2 separate regions of the Homo sapiens genome follow, and region 1 is linked to region 2. The links are chromatin loops, found by intact Hi-C in ENCODE. Cell type or tissue: mammary epithelial cell. All regions are shown on one strand.

Region 1 (8,000 bases), 81 kb after region 2:
AAATTGCAGGTATTACAGGAGCAAGCTACGCCGCCTGGCCAAAAATAGAAAAATATTGATATGTTAAATGAAGAAGCAGAGTACAGAAATAGTATTTACAGCTATTTAAGATATGTAAGGTAAGTTGAAAATGAGAATAACTGAGGATGGAATAATGGGGTTAATGGGTTATTTTCCTTCCAACATATTAATGTTATTCCATCTTTTTGATTCTCAATTATAAAATTGGACATTTTAGCTTATATGAATGCTTTCCACTGTGATCATGAGGCCAAAATAAGAATGCTAAGCCAGTCTAGATTTTTACAACCTTAAGAGAAAAGAGCTAATAAAAAAATTATAATCCTCCATTGGTCAGAGTTGCAAGAAAATTCAGAAAATTGTATCCAACCAGTACTGAAATACTCATTTGCATATTATATAACCTGAGCAAATTGTGGTTTAATGTCTAAGTAGATATTGGCATATATAAAGATGAGCTTGCTAATACATATAGTAGGTATATTTTTAATATTTTAAACTTTCATATATAATACTTTATTGATAAAAACTACATACAATATGCAAATACAGTGAAGAAAAGAGAGGCAGTCCCCCTTACCTTCACTCCTACCATTTTTTTTTTTACTCCTAAAAAATAACCACTACCAAAAGCTTGGACAGAGTCTTCCAGAATTTTTTCTGCATCTACAAACCTAAGTATTACATGTATACTTATTACATAATAATACTTATAATGAAAAGTATAAGTACTATTACATATACAATAACCAATTTTAAAATTTGCTTTAAAAACAACCACAGTCATATTTTGAACAGTAGCATCTCTTTTATTTTCAGATTACATAATGAATGATCTTACATGTAACACATAAATCCTAAACACTGTTCTGTCAGCAGGAAAGAAAAAAGTCCACTTCCATTGACTAAACTTCTCTTTATATTTATATTTGTAAGACTAATAATGTTTTACTTACTTAAACTAAATCACAAGTCTTAATTACATTAATGAGAAGTATCCCTGGGAAATGTTTATAAATGTTTATAAAAGTGTTAAAGAGATATCAAGGAATATGTAAGGTAATATTTTCATAGTATATAACAACTGACTAAATCTGAATTTAAGATATGCAAGAAAGGCAAACAATTCTGCAATCAATGAATCTGCTAATTTTATTAGCTTTATGAGCATAAGAAAATATATAAAGTTTTTCTCAATTTCATGCAGGCACATTTTTTTAAAATAATGCTTAAGAATAAATACTATAATCACTTTCTGCTAGAACGTGGCATATAAATAACTGTTCCTTAAATAAAAGCAACCTAGTATACACCTTTATTAAATAAACCCTAAATTTGGACACCTATGTTACAAAGAGACAAATAGATTAATTTTAAGGTTATTTGTATTTTGTCTTGAAATTAATAAAATTTTAATTATAACAGGCTGACCTTTAATAAGAGGAAGGGTATAAAATACAAGTTTGCCATGAAATCCCATTTAAAATGTGAATATCTCATAGCAATTTAATTAAGGCTGTAAGGACAAGTTAGTGTGGACTGCTTTTTATGATACTTGGAGAGAAACAAATAGAAAAAGGTAAAGAAGTAATCCAAAACATTGGATTCTTGCACAATACAACAAACTTCCAAACGTAATGTTTGGCTTTAGGGAATCCCGGAGGACAGTAGACAGATTTGGAGAAAGTAGACCAATGGAACACAAAATAGATTTATGTAATCAGAGTGAAGATGGTAAAGCCAGAAAGATGTGTCCCAAGAACAAAGTATTTTGGAGATCAACCTGGAAACAAATAAACATCTGAAAAAGAGATAAATGGCAAAGTTTTAGGTCTCTCTCATGGGAAGTCAACTGAAAAGGAATGAGGGTAGGGTGGTGGTGGAGAAATGCAGACAGCAACACTGGTGAGAAAACATTGTCCCTCTGAGCAATTTGAGGCCTGTGGCCTTTATGTGCAGAGGCACAAGAAGAGAGGCCGTTTGGGTTTTTTTAATGCTCAAGTAAACATGTGTGTGTGTATGTATGTGTATACATATATATACACACAAACATATATTTTCTCTATATACCAAATCTATAATCTATATTGATTTTATACATGTAATTAAATAAATAAATATAATAGATGTGTCTAATATTTGACTGATAGACGGATAATAAAATGGCAAAACTGTTACTACAGCTGATTATACCCTCAGGCCAAATTTTTTGGCAGCTGCAGTGATATACCCAAGCGGTTATATTATTAAGTCAGATGTAAGATTAATAACTGGAGAGGTTTCTATAGTGTGTAGTTAAATCTAAGAATCATGCATATATAGAGAGAGATTTATTTCTTACACAGAAATCATTCTATCCCCAAGTCTATGGAGAATATTTTTAGTTAAATGGAAAAATACACACATTAACAAATCAAAATATTTAAAAATGCATTTTAAATTGTGGCTTGACTTATGAAAATATCCCATACAATTTAAAACAAAAAATATAATAATTGTGGATAAAAATAGACTATGATAATCTCAGAGAGGTAAAGGGTGTCAATGTTACTCATCTCCTGAAATGAACAAATTATTTCCAATTGAAACCTGAATTTGAAAATACATCTCCTGGCAGTTTAGACAAAAAGAGAAATAGTTTGGTTAAACACTATTTTTAAAGTAGTAACATCTTTTCACATAGGAATGGTATAAATTATAAATGAGTTAAATTCATGTATATTATAAATTCTGTTTACTCATGTTGGTGATTTATATTAGCTATGGTAATTCATACAAGGATTTTAAGGATTTTCCAGTATTTATTGTTTGAGGAAAAAAAGGACAGGACTCTCCAAATTTGTTTGCAGATGCAATCTTTTCTTTAAATAAACTCAAGGAATAATTTATTGCACGTGTTATTTTGTAAGAAATGGCAAGTAACGTTAAGAGACAAAATCTTCATCTATAATTTATTAAAACTCACAGAAATACTGCGGATGGGGCAATTCTTGTTTCTGGTTGACTGTAAAACACTACAATAACAGCAAAGGCTAACCTATCCACAAAAACACAAGCTAAATTCCTGACGCAAATAATTTGAGTATTTACATGTGTGTTTGCCTGCTCACATGATAATGCATATTTTGCTGGCCTGTTTTCCTCCCATTCTCAACCACCTCACTTCAATCATTGCTTTTATTTCCCCAGTGTGAGGTATGATTATTTCCATTTCAAAGAGGTGAGCTTAGTTATTTATAATCAATCACTAAGAAAAACAAAATAAGACTAACCCCTAAAATAGCCATAAAAGTATTTTGTAAATACCTATTGTAGAAAAAAAAGTTACTTTGTTGGAAAATACTCCTTAAGGGCCATGCCATATGCTGATTAGCATATCAAATCACCATTGGGGAAATAATAGAACATTAGAATACATTGAAACTGACATATTTTTTCATCAGAGTAAAAGCATTAAAATAACCAAAAATATAATTACTAGGAATCATTTCTAATAAAATAAAACATAAGAGATGAATGAATGATAAGCAACTTGATATACATTTAGCCACATAGTTAAATTCAAGTTTGTTTCATGTGTATGATTAAATATAAATAACATTATTAATTTCTAACACATCTGTGCTAAAAGTGAGGGTATTGCTTTTAAAGACAAGGGCAAAGCCTGTCAACCACCAGCCTGCTTGCAGCAAGCAAAGAAGATAAGAAAACAAGCAACTGAATCAAACACTGAAAAATGACAAGTTTTCATTTTCAAAACTCCCAACATATCTGCAAGTTTCTTTCCTCCTTTAAAAATTATCATCAGATAAATTGTTACAGTCCAAGAGGAATTAAAAAAAAAATCAGCACCCATTTGGTTAAAGCACATGAGTTTGGGAACAAAATAAAGAATAAAAGAGCCGCCAATACTGCCTTCTTTCACAAAGCCTCGACATCACACAACTTACTAAATACTCAAGGAGTACGTCAATCTTAAAAGAGAAAAGGGGAAAAGCATGAGAGAAAAGAACGTTACCAAACTGCCTCTGCAGTCCTTAGGGAACTTGTAGATCGGGATCTTGGCTTCATAATAATGCTCATTTTGAAAAAAAATAAAAAGGAAAATAAGTCTTCAACTATTCTGATTAATACATTCTAACTGTCTTTCTGCAAAGAAGATTTTAAAGATATTCCATTTCCAAGGGAGGCTGCTTGAAGAAATCCAATTTTCCTGGAGTCCATCTCCTGTCCTCGGTCCAGCTCATGGGCAAGGTTCTAACACGCAGGAGCGCTTTCTTCCTTCATACTGAATTTACTCCAGTACTAGGCTGTTAGGAAGTGACAGTTTCTTCTGTGTCTTGCAATGCCAAGGGAGGAACTGAATTCTGAATTGATTCTTCATCTGGGTCACAAGGGAAACCAGCATAGTGAAAGAGTCACTTGATCTCTTTTTTGCAATTCCATAGTAACAGCTTTAAAGGTTTCTGACACTCGAAGAGCGCAGGTAGAGAGAGAGAAAAAGAAAATGACCGGGAGGTACTGTAACACGGGAGAGCTGTCAAGGAAGTTCCATTTCAGGGCAAGCACAGGAAAACACTCCTCTCCGTGGAGCAAAGAAGTCAGCCAAGGAACAAATCTCTCCACACTTTGGCTGGGTGGGCTGATTTACCTGCGAAAGTAATTTCTGTGTGTCCCTGCTTAGAATCCAGGGTTTTGTGAATGAGAACTATCATTCAATCTCACCAGGCAGAAACTATTCCTCAAGGGCTGTATGACGTCTGTAAGAAGGCAGTTCAAAACACCGCAGGGCAGTGAGAAAGGAAAAAAAAAAAAAAAAAAAAAGAAAAGCCCAGCGCCCAGCCTAGCCTCGTCAATTGCTGAGACTTACAAAGCAAAGGGGCGGATCAGCTCCAGAGACCAGCACTGTAAACCGGCCAAGCAGACAAGAGACCTCACAAAACTTATAAAACCATTTCCTTCTCTGGGAAATGAGATGTCTGTGTTATTCTGGGTAACATTCCGTGATCACCTTTACAAGGAACACACCCCTTGCCATTAAGTTGTTTATTTACCATAATAAACAAATGAATTTTATAAAAGTCATTCTTTCAAAAAAGTATTTCACTGAAGCACTAAAACTAAACTTTTCTCTTTAGAAGCAAAGTTGAGAGAACTTGATGACTTAGCAGCTGTTCATTTTGAGCGGATGTAATGAAATGTCATGCTTTGGAGTTGGTTGTAGAGATGTAAATTACCTCTTAAAAATTCAGCAGAGTGTAACAGGCACCCTTGGATCAGAACATACTGGAATTTTAAACTGAAAAATTGAATGTATTATTCCTGGACAAGTGGCTGCACGTATTAAGGCTGTTCCCTTGCACAATGTTTTCTAAACCTTATTTTTTTTTAAAAAAAATGCAAATTTCATTCATCTCTACACACAAAGACTTGGGTTTGCTAATCCTTAACAGCTCTTCAGTAAGGAATGAAGCTTTATATCTTGTCAATATCTCTTATTATTTCGAAGGCCAAAACCTTTCCCACCTCCTAAATATAAAATATTTTCTATTACAGTAGATATAATCTAAGCTGATTCCAATTGCTCCCAACAGAAGGAACAGTTGACCAGCCTGCCTATCTCTCTGAACATCTACACAGAGGATATATACTCCTCTGGGTGTGCCAACTTCAATTATTTTGGATGTGAATTACCAAGTGAAAATAATGTAAGCATTCTGATTGCTTAAATGGCATTAGCTAGTACGTTGGTTCTCTAGTCTGACGTGAACTTGGTGTTTATTTAGCATTTGCAGACAGGATGTTGGAGTGCAGTTGTGACCCACCCAAACAACTTGGAAAATGTAGTACGGCATCCGCCAGAGGCTCTGGCTGCTTCTTACAACAAACCCTTCATCTGCTCCCCTGGTCACACTTCAAGGTGCATTTGTGACTTAGTCTTCTTTCAATGACTCTCAGGCCTCTTACGGTAAATGCCAATAAATTGCTTTCCACATAGTTATCCCCTTAAGCTTTTCAGTTTCCTTATGACTGCCAGGGGACATTCACACTTTCTTAGCACTGTCCCATGTCTAGTATATTGCTGGCATTTTAAAGCAGGTTAATTAATCATGTATTTTTTTGGAAACTTAAAAGTTTTGTGAGACTAATTATTTTTAGGGGAGAGGGGATTTAGAGGAAGAGGTTTAATTTTTTTCTTATTGGAATTTAAATGTGGGAAAAGAAAGAACAAAAGCAAACCAAGTAAAATTAGGCAACTACTATTTATTTGAAACACTGTTCCCTCCATGTAAGGTCTACCAAATAGCTTCCAGTTGCCATTTCAGAAAGCAAATGACAATGATCAGAGAATGTAATGTCTGACTGTTGAGTTTTCAACTCTCCAGAAATAATTAGCCTGTGTTCTACCGTCCCCCAGATCCATGTTACAATGAGCTTATTTAGCCTGATGCTACTCCCTTCTCTGTCACACACACACAAGTTTAGTGCAGCCCCATGTGCTGTTCCTTGCTTACTTGCCCAACATTCTACATCTTCCAAGAATCTTTCTCTGAAAACCTAACACACTTATTGGGCATCTACTAAAGACTGTATAATAGTACCATAATGACTAAGAAATCGTCCCTCTCCCCTGGCAAAAACAAACTTAAGTGGGGAATCTGACAATGTATGGAACTAACCAGAATACTCAAAGTTTTTGGATTGGTACATCAAGGTTGCCATTACAGAGAAAGAAAGATGCGCTATGTTGTAAGACCATTGAGATTTAAATTTAAGTTTTGCTTCTACTCCTAATATTTAAGGTAGTGACAGAATAAAAAAAAAGTATGTATTTGATGTTACAGAGTTTTATCCACTTGTAAGACCATTTCTCACATGAACATTTCTGAAAGAATGTTTTGTTATCTAAGCATCCTGTAGTTTTCCCTCTGAAAAGCTTCCCCAAATGGAAAAGATATGGCATTTCCCTCGAAATTCCTGTTAGCATGCAAGCATATGATGGCATGCAGGCTGATGAGGAGGCCTGAATATGGGGAGACTGGATTTAGGAACCATGTGGCCCATGCTTTTGATCCAGAAGCTGCGATTATTTCTCAGTATTTCCCTGTTGTACTGAATTGTATAATGTATGGACCTTTTACTTTCTGGTTGTTACCACATTTCAATAGACTGTACCATAGATGTATACATCCATTGGGTCATCCATCTGTAGATGTTTTGTTGAATCAAATGACTATGTCATTTGATGTTTCTGAAACTTCAGTCATAACACCACCTTCATAATTCTTTCCATATTAGCATTCCATCTATACCATGATTTGATATTTTTCTTAATTGACTCACTTTTTAAAAAAACTTAAACTGAATATAAAAGGTAACTTTATATTTATTCTGTAAATAGATTTAATATACTGGTATAATTTGCCCCCAAAATATAAGATATATTAATAGAAAAAAAGGAGTCCAAAATAACTCCTAAAGTCTGTCTCATACCACTAATGGTGCCCCGATACAACTTGGCAACACTTACATGGAAAGCGTCAATTGCATACAGGTAGATTGTGCGCACCTAAAATGTGATCTCCCTTTCTCTTATCATCCAATGGTGAGCGTGACTTGTGAGACTTATGACATTTATCCATGGATTAAACATTAAACATTAAATGAAGCCAACTGAATGAGGTGTTACGGAGTAATTTTACTATACAACTCAGGTTTTCTCAAGTATTACTATTTTCAAATACTCTGCCTACTATCAAATCTTCTGTTCTCTAAATTCCTATTTTCAGATTACAATAGATATTCTATACTTTCCAATCTATCATGAGCATATTTCTTAGAGCCATATTATATATCAACTAAATATTCAGGCCTCTCAAATATGCTGAAATTCAGTACTCCAGATATGTCAAACTAACTTTTTAGAAAAAAAGACCAGGGGACTGCAGTTTTTACAGTTTCCTGCTATTCTCTATTGT
Region 2 (8,000 bases):
TTTAAATAGTTAATGCTAAAATAGCACTTACCATTAAGTGGTAAGTGCTTTACTTTGTATTAAAGAAAATTTGAGAAGTTAGTGATTGGGTCAGCAAAACATGCCAATCATGTCCAACAGGGTTTAAGAGAAGGCCACTCAAACATACTCACTGGGACTTCTCTCTTAACCCCTCCCCACAGATGCTCTATGAAGAGTGGTGAAACTCTTCAGGGCTTAACAGTTTTTTGTTTTGTTTTGTTTTTAATTCTAGTGGGGCTTTCCAGGTCTTATACTCCAGTAAAAGGCCATTTGTGAAAACCATGATGAAGCCCCTTAAAAAAAATCGGCAGCCTCTCAAGTAATGACCACTCTCTACAAGGTGTTATGAGTCACTTAGCTAATCATAAGCAAAGACTTAATATACTATGGGATTATTTTTAGGCATCAGATATGCCTATAAATTATACAGCTGATTTATATTCCAAGTTCTAATTTCAAGTATATTAAGTACACATCTTTTTTATTTAAATAGCTTACTAACATGGACTAAATTACATATATGTGTGTATTTCCCAATATCTTGAAATTCCATTAGTTTTTTTTCCTTGGAGATTATAGGTACACTACAGAAAATATCTAATCAGGTAAAAGACTAGATTTCCTTGGAATTTAAGAGCACTGATGGCAGGGTTCAAGTCCAATTTACTAATCTATTTGTTGCAGCTTAATAAATATTACTTGATGTAAAAGACCATATATCATACACAGACCTTTTTTCATTTGTTATTAAATATTTATATATATTTTTTCTTATAATAATACCTAGATCATTTGGTTAGAAACAAGAATAGCTACTTGAATGAACTCAAATTGGAATGATTGGTTCTATGTTTGATGATGTTACTTACATTGTTATGCCATATTTTGTCTGTTCACCTCTCTCTGAGGTCTTAGATATAGAATTATAAGTTTTCTTTCTTTCCTTTTTTTTTCTTGACAGAGTCTTGCTCTGTCACCCAGGCTGGAGTGCAGTGGCATGATCTTGGCTCACTGCAACCTCCACCTCCCGGGTTCAAGCAATTATCCTGCCTCAGCCTCCCAAGTAGCTGGGATTACAGGCACCCGTCACCATGCCTGGCTAATTTTTTTGTATTTTTAGTAGAGACAGGGTTTCATCAAGTTGGCCAGGCTGGTCTCGAACTCCTGACCTCAGGTGATCCACCCACCTCAGCTTCCCAAAGTGCTGGGATTACAGGTACGAGCCACCGCACCCGGCCATAAGTTTTCAATAGTAATCAATTAAAAACCCTCAGCTTTATAAGATTTTGCTATCACATCATATTATTAAATCATACAAGTGTAAATTTTTTGGACACAGAAATACAGGTACTAGAAAGAATTCATAATCTCCAGCAAAACCTTCAGCAAACAAGATATTAACCATCTGAAAAGGATGGTGATTGTATTTTATTTTTAATTGCCTGCATTAATTTAAAAAGTTACTATTATACATTATGTTACTTATGAATTGATTATATTATAGGTCTAAGTTACAGTAATAAAAGTTTGGAAAGTTTTAAAAAGTAGAACTATACATAATCCTACTATCTAAACCCTATTATCCATTTAAAAAATAATACTTATGACATTTTAGAAATGAAAGAACATTTTCAGCTCTATACATTTAAACCAATCACAAAGTTTTTATAATATTATATTTTCAAGCAATTGTGCCTAGCATTTTATAAGCGTGGTATTATTTCAGTGTCTTAGCAATCTTATGAGGTGGGTACTCTTGGAACTGTTATTTAACAGAGGAAGAGACCAGGCTTGGAAAAGTTCAGTGACTCGCTCAAGTCCATTGAGTTGGCAAGAGGCGGTGAAAGGGTTTTAACTAGATCTGACTGTCTTTCATCCAGCTCAGTCCCCTAACTCTACCAGTTGAAAAAAAAGAGGACCCAGAAAATTTAAGTGAGTTGTCCAAGGTGCAAGAGCACCTTGATGTATGATATAGGCCTGATTATAATTTTTACAACCTCTCAGGATTACTTGCATTTTAATATTTAACATTTCTTACTCATCAGTGTTGGTTTTAAACCTGCTTCATGCCCCAGGTTAAATCAGTTTTATCTCATTCCGCCCTTAGTTGTCTATACCAGAGACTCTCAACTTCTCCTGCACACTAGAAAAATACTAAGGCCTTTAACAAATACAGATGCTTGTAACAGATCTCCAAATTTTTGGATTTAATTGACCAGGGCTGCAGCCTGGGCACTGGGATAAGAGGTCTCTAGGTTAATCTAACGTGCAGGTAGGGTTGAGAAGTATTGGTCTATACATAGAACATCTGGTCATCAACTCTTTCATATTTATATTCCCAAACATTTTAGATCATGTTATCACCTGCTTGCACATATGTCATGTGGTTAAAGTATTTTCATGATTTGTATGCCTAGAAGGAAGAAGTAAACATCAACACATCACTCAGCTAAATCTCTGCACAAATGGCATATGTAAAAAAGAGATAAATAAGGTATTGGGTTGAATTGGAATATTGAATTTCAAGCACTGATCATGTACCTAATTATACTAAACATAACTTAAGCCATGATATAGCCTTCTGCTTCTAGTGCTTATGTCAGTATGAGCCCAATTAAGTATATCCCTTAGCTAATTTATTATTTGAAGCAAAGACACTCTTTGGTACTATGGGTTTATAGGAAACAGATTAATATAGCCAAAGTCACTTTCTCTAGCATTGCTTTTGAATTGCTTGAATGAACCAAGAATTTGTATTTGTACTTGTGCTTGATTTAAAATTAAATTAAATTAATAACCCGAACTAATTCCCCAAATTAAATTTTTACATCTGTGAGAAACCTGCCCATTCACCAAGCTGTGCTTACCTGAGCAAATGGAGTCACAATCAAGTCATCTCCGTGTCTGAAAAATAAACCAAATCCCGCATTAGAAATCATCAATAACTCTGTGCTCAGTGTCGTTCAATATTAAACGGCAAGTTCCACTTTCATGAGTTCCCATAGAGAATTACAGTGATTCCATCCTTATACTTCAGCACATGTTCTTCCCAGCAACTGGGTTAAAAATATGTCTTCTGGGATGTTAACAATTGTCCAACTCCCTGGGTAAAAAGAGGGGCTTCTTGATCATCAGCCAGGGTCACTGTTGCTTTTTAGGCACACAGGATATGCAATAGTAGAAATGGTGTTCCAGCAGTGGGGCCTGAGTTTTACTTTTGGCCTCTTACTGTAGATATTAGTAAGGGGTGCTGTGGAAGGAACCAGCAATGCAGTGACTTCAGTGAGAGAACCCTTGACCATCTAATATTTGAAGGTGATTAGCATGGAGTGTTCCACATCATCCCGTGTAAGTCTTGGACAGGCTAGGAACTGTAGATGACATGGGACTGCATCATACACTAATAAAAACCCAGTGAAATGTTCAACTGACTCATCCCAGCCACTGTAGTCACTGGGAAATGTTACTCCTTGTGTGCTGTTGCTGCAGCAACCCCAGCTACACCGTGCCTGGGGTATGGGAGCAAGGTGTCAGCATGACGTGTCTTGGAGGGACAGGGAAGGGCAAGGAAAGTTGTGCAACATTCCAGTTAGAGGAAAGTGAGAAACTGGGGCCCAGGGTTCTTTTGTGGTATTTCTTAGCATGAATAATTTGAGACAAGGATTTCCAGAGTCACCATCAGCTATTTCTTGATCTAGCTAGATAAAATTCTTAAATCAAAAGTGAATGCTGTTATTCAACACAGACAGCTCCCTGGACATGGCCCTGAGAACAGTGCAAATAAACTTTTCGCTCACTCATGAACAATCTGAAAACAACCTGAGTGACCCAAAACAACACCCATGAAACATGCTGGGGCACAGGGAGCATATGGATGATGTTACTCAATAAATTGTTACCAATAGCTAGAATAGGTGCTGTGGTCGTCATCAAACCATGTGGAGATCTTGAAAATAAAAATGTGGGAAATAAAAGCAGAAGAAGGAAAAAACAATGTAAAGGAAGCATGTGTTATTTTACACCCCCTTAGTTCCAGAATCATGTTTTTCAAGGGGCACCTGCTCTTTGTAGAGATTATTCATAGAACTCTAGAACTCTAAGAAGGTAGGACATTGGGTTTTATGATCATTTTATAGAAGAGGCAACTGAGGTTCAGAGAGGGCATAAGGTCTAAAAACTAATAAGTGGTAGAGGCAGGATGTCAATTGAAAAAGGTATTTTCCCATGTTGATGTTTAATTGCCATTGCAACAGTATTAAGAGGTGGGGGCCTGTGAGAAGTAATTAGGTCAGGAGGGCTTCACACTCATGAATGAATTAATGCTGTTATGGTGGGAGGGGGTTAGTTATCATAAGAGTGGGTTGTTATAAAGTGAGCCCAGCCCCTCATGTTTTCTCTTTTGCATGTGCTCACTTGCCCTTCCATTTTTCCATTGTTTGGGATGATGCATCCCAAATATCCTAATCAGATGCTGATGCCATGTCCTTGAACTACCCAGCCTCTAGAACTGTAAGATATAAACTTCTTTTCTATATAAATTACCCTGTCTATGCTATTCTGTTATAGCAACAGAAACTGGACTAAGATAGTGTTCTTCTGTCATCAATAAATAATTTACATAATTTACCTTGACTCTCAAAAAAAAAAGGTCTTCTGAGGTCAAGCCCAGAAAGGCTCTTTCCTAGAACAATGGCCCAGGGTAGGAGCAGGCCTGGTGCACTGAAGTGGCAAGGAGGCCATTGAGCCCGTGGGAGCCAGCAGAGAGGGATGAAGCCAAGGAGGCAGAGCAGCTGCCTAGATGAGAAAGAAGCAGATACAGAGCTGCAACGAGAAGCTCGGTGATTCTAGAGAATGCCATGGAAGGCAGGAAATTCAGAATCATGGGTGGTAACGAGCCAGGCAGCAGATCACAGAGCCCTTGTATGAAATGTACAAGAACTTGGATTTTACTCTCTGATGGAAGTTTGGGTTGGAATTTCAGCTCTGCCACATACTAGGTGTGTGAAATTGTGCAAGTTATTAAACTTCACTTTCCCTTGGCCTCTTCATCTGTAAAATGGAGATAACAGCACATACATAGAGTGATGTTTTGGGATTCAATAAATTAATAATGTTAAGTGCTGAAAAATGTGCTTACCACACAGTAAATGTTCAATAAACATTTCTATAATAATAATTAGCAGCAGTAGTAAAACCTTTTAAATCATAATGATTTTTGCTTTCCTATGCAGTCAGGAAATTGCAAAGACTCAGAAAACTGATACTTCGCTAAGAAGGACTCTTGAGACCCTGTGACAGGTCTATAAAAGATTGAGGGCTTTAAAGGGGCAAAAATGGAAGCAGGGAGACCAGTGTAGAGAAAAGAAGAGATGAGGACCTAAACTAAATCAGTGGTAGTTGAGAGAGAGAGAGAGAGGGACGATGACAGCATTAAAAGCTCTGGGGGAAAGAAAAAGTTCTGGGGAAAAAAAGATATGAAAATTTCAAGCATTTACAAAAGTAAAAAGAATGTTATCACAGCAAGTGTATTTTATATACAATCATCAGCTGTTACAACAATGTTGCAAGGTAGGTGACATTACTCCCATTTTTCAGATGAGAAAATTGTAGCTCAAATTGATTAAGAGATTTAACACAAAGACACGCAGGTAGTAAGCTGCACAGCCATACCTGGAATGGTCCCCTTTTGTGATATGCATTGGCTGATTCCTATGGAACAGCTTAAAAAGATTAAAAATAAAGCTCTAGGAAAATGGCCCAATAAATGCAAATTACAAAGTGATGCCAGGGTTGGCCAGCTACATTTCTTCCTTGGCCCATCATTCTGACTTTCCCTTCTGGCTGTGTCATATAGGTAAATATAGGGCTGCAATTTCTCTTATGTACTTATTTTGAAACAGTAGCCTAACTCTCACAAAACAACTGAGAAATATTTACAGATACACCAGTGTTTAAAAAGCATGAAGACAAAATCCAGAGCTAAACACTTCAGCATTTGACAAATTTCTACACACATAAAGGCACCTTTAGAGTTCATTTGAAGCCAAACATTCTTGGGAGTGGTGGACAAATCAGTAAACTGTGTAGTGTGTTAGAAGTCCGAAGACAAAAAACATTTTCAATAGGTGTATATACTACATATATTGCATTCAAGATAGTTCAATGGTTTCTGACATTAAAAAATGTTATTAAAAATTCCATAATGGGAGGTATATTACACAAGGAGAAAAGACATGCCACCTATGCCGACTTGATTTGCCAGTCTGATAAACTATTCATCTGCTTCAGTGCATGGCCAAGCTGAAGACATTGTATTGTAAAATGGATGAGAGGCAGTTCAGATAACCAAAATTAAAATAATATGACATCTTCTTATTGTCCCAAGCTATAGTCTCTTCTTTCATTTTATTCTTTATAATTGACCTACTATAAAGTTTATTTTTTTCAGGACTAAGTCATCTTGACAAGGCACATCATCAATCTGAAATGAATCCATGGAAATATGTCTCCTAATTTTTTATATAGATTGCAGTGGATTTGAATCTTTCAAAACTCAAAAGGGTTGCATATTTATTAAAACATTTAATTTTCTCTTTGGTTGTATCTCCTTTATAAGTATTATAAGTAATACACTTTACAATATTTATGATAATTTACCAGCCTTTTTTCCCTATGAAAGCATAAAGACAGTTATCATTTTAGTGAAGGAAATATATTACTTTTTAATAAATTGCCCAGAAATTGTTTCTGCCAAATATCTCAAGATGGTCTCATTTTAGTAACAGTAAAATGATACCTAGCATTTCAGTGGCAGATGTCCTCGATAAACGGCAGGTTATAGCCTATCCATTTATTTTCAAAAGTATGTCATGCTTAAATTATCTTTGAATATATACCTAACATATAATTTTAAAATCTTTGTCTAAGTCCTCAACTCAATATTAAAACAGATCTTTTCAGACATACTGTCACTAGGAGAATAAGGCAAGTAAAACCTATTTTTATTTGTGGTTAGAAGAAAATAAATATAATACAAACATATCTTTGAATTGTGTCTTACACTTTGCTTATAATCATTTAAAAACAGATCTGGTAGTTAAGATCAACAGAAGATTCACTTTGTGAATATGATTTGGTTTAAAGTATGTGTGGGTTTTAATGAACTGAATAATCACATATGCTCAAAAAAATCCTATGAAATAAAATAATTCTGAAATCTTGCACCTGAACAACTTTACCCACAGAAGCTTTTTAAAGCGCCTTGCCACGTAAAGTGGGGCTGGGAGGGATTACAATACAATGTAATAAATTGGGGCTTCCTAGGCCTACTTGGCTAAATATTTTTCTGAGTCTCTTCTGAGATGGGAAGAGACTATTAGGGTCTCTATAAAGTGACTGAAAAGCTAGATTCAAAGTCACACAGTGAATATCGCCTGGACATTTTGAAATTGTACCGCCTGGTAATGTGAATTTTGGGTGAGGATGATGCAATACTGTCTTTCATTTAAATAAAAACAATTATAACAACAACAACCCTTAACAAAAAACAGCTGTGATCTGTTTTAAGGAAAATACAGCTCTTTTAAAAAAAAGAACTGGAGTGTTCATGGAGGACAGGCGGAGAATGAATGAGGGATAGGAAGGCTCAGAAAAAAAGTCATTTTGACACTGCGTGTCTATATGTATGTATGTATGCACACATGTATACATGTATGTATGTATGCACATATGTATGTATGTGAGAGATGAGATTGGTACCAAGGTAACAGTCACAGCAGAATGCAAGTGCAGAAACTTCTAGAACAGCCAGGATGAGCCACTGTAGGTCACTGTGGGAGTCAGTGTCACATTGGTTTTAAATTTCATGATGTCCAAGGAGGTGCCACATGCTCTGTCACCTTCCCTGGTTACCAGGAAGTGAACCAGAGTCATCTTCACTAGTCCTGGCGAGCCTTGTCTCTCCCAAAGAGAAAGACTTG

The links. Peaks named below come from ENCODE experiments on the same cell type or tissue, not always from the same donor. Only the 100,000 strongest peaks of a DNase experiment are listed, where the experiment ranks them.
Region 1: it touches region 2 in a loop (8-fold over the local background); 4 of 110 quality-filtered maps call a loop at or near these places.

Annotation. Positions count from the first base shown.
Region 1 is chr5:59,271,299-59,279,298 of GRCh38, forward strand. All of the region lies in intron 1 of PDE4D (phosphodiesterase 4D), which reads right to left. Among named protein-coding and RNA genes, the nearest start is that of PDE4D-AS1, 240 kb to the left of the region's middle. In mammary epithelial cell, no CTCF peak of the experiment used is centred here; a DNase peak (open chromatin) is centred at 4,823; H3K4me3 peaks cover 1,236 bases; H3K27ac peaks cover 1,463 bases.
Region 2 is chr5:59,190,612-59,198,611 of GRCh38, forward strand. It overlaps PDE4D (phosphodiesterase 4D), which reads right to left. Exons shown (of 15, transcript NM_001104631.2): 3 at 2,889-2,925. Among named protein-coding and RNA genes, the nearest start is that of PDE4D-AS1, 150 kb to the left of the region's middle. In mammary epithelial cell, no CTCF peak of the experiment used is centred here; a DNase peak (open chromatin) is centred at 3,520; H3K27ac peaks cover 2,308 bases.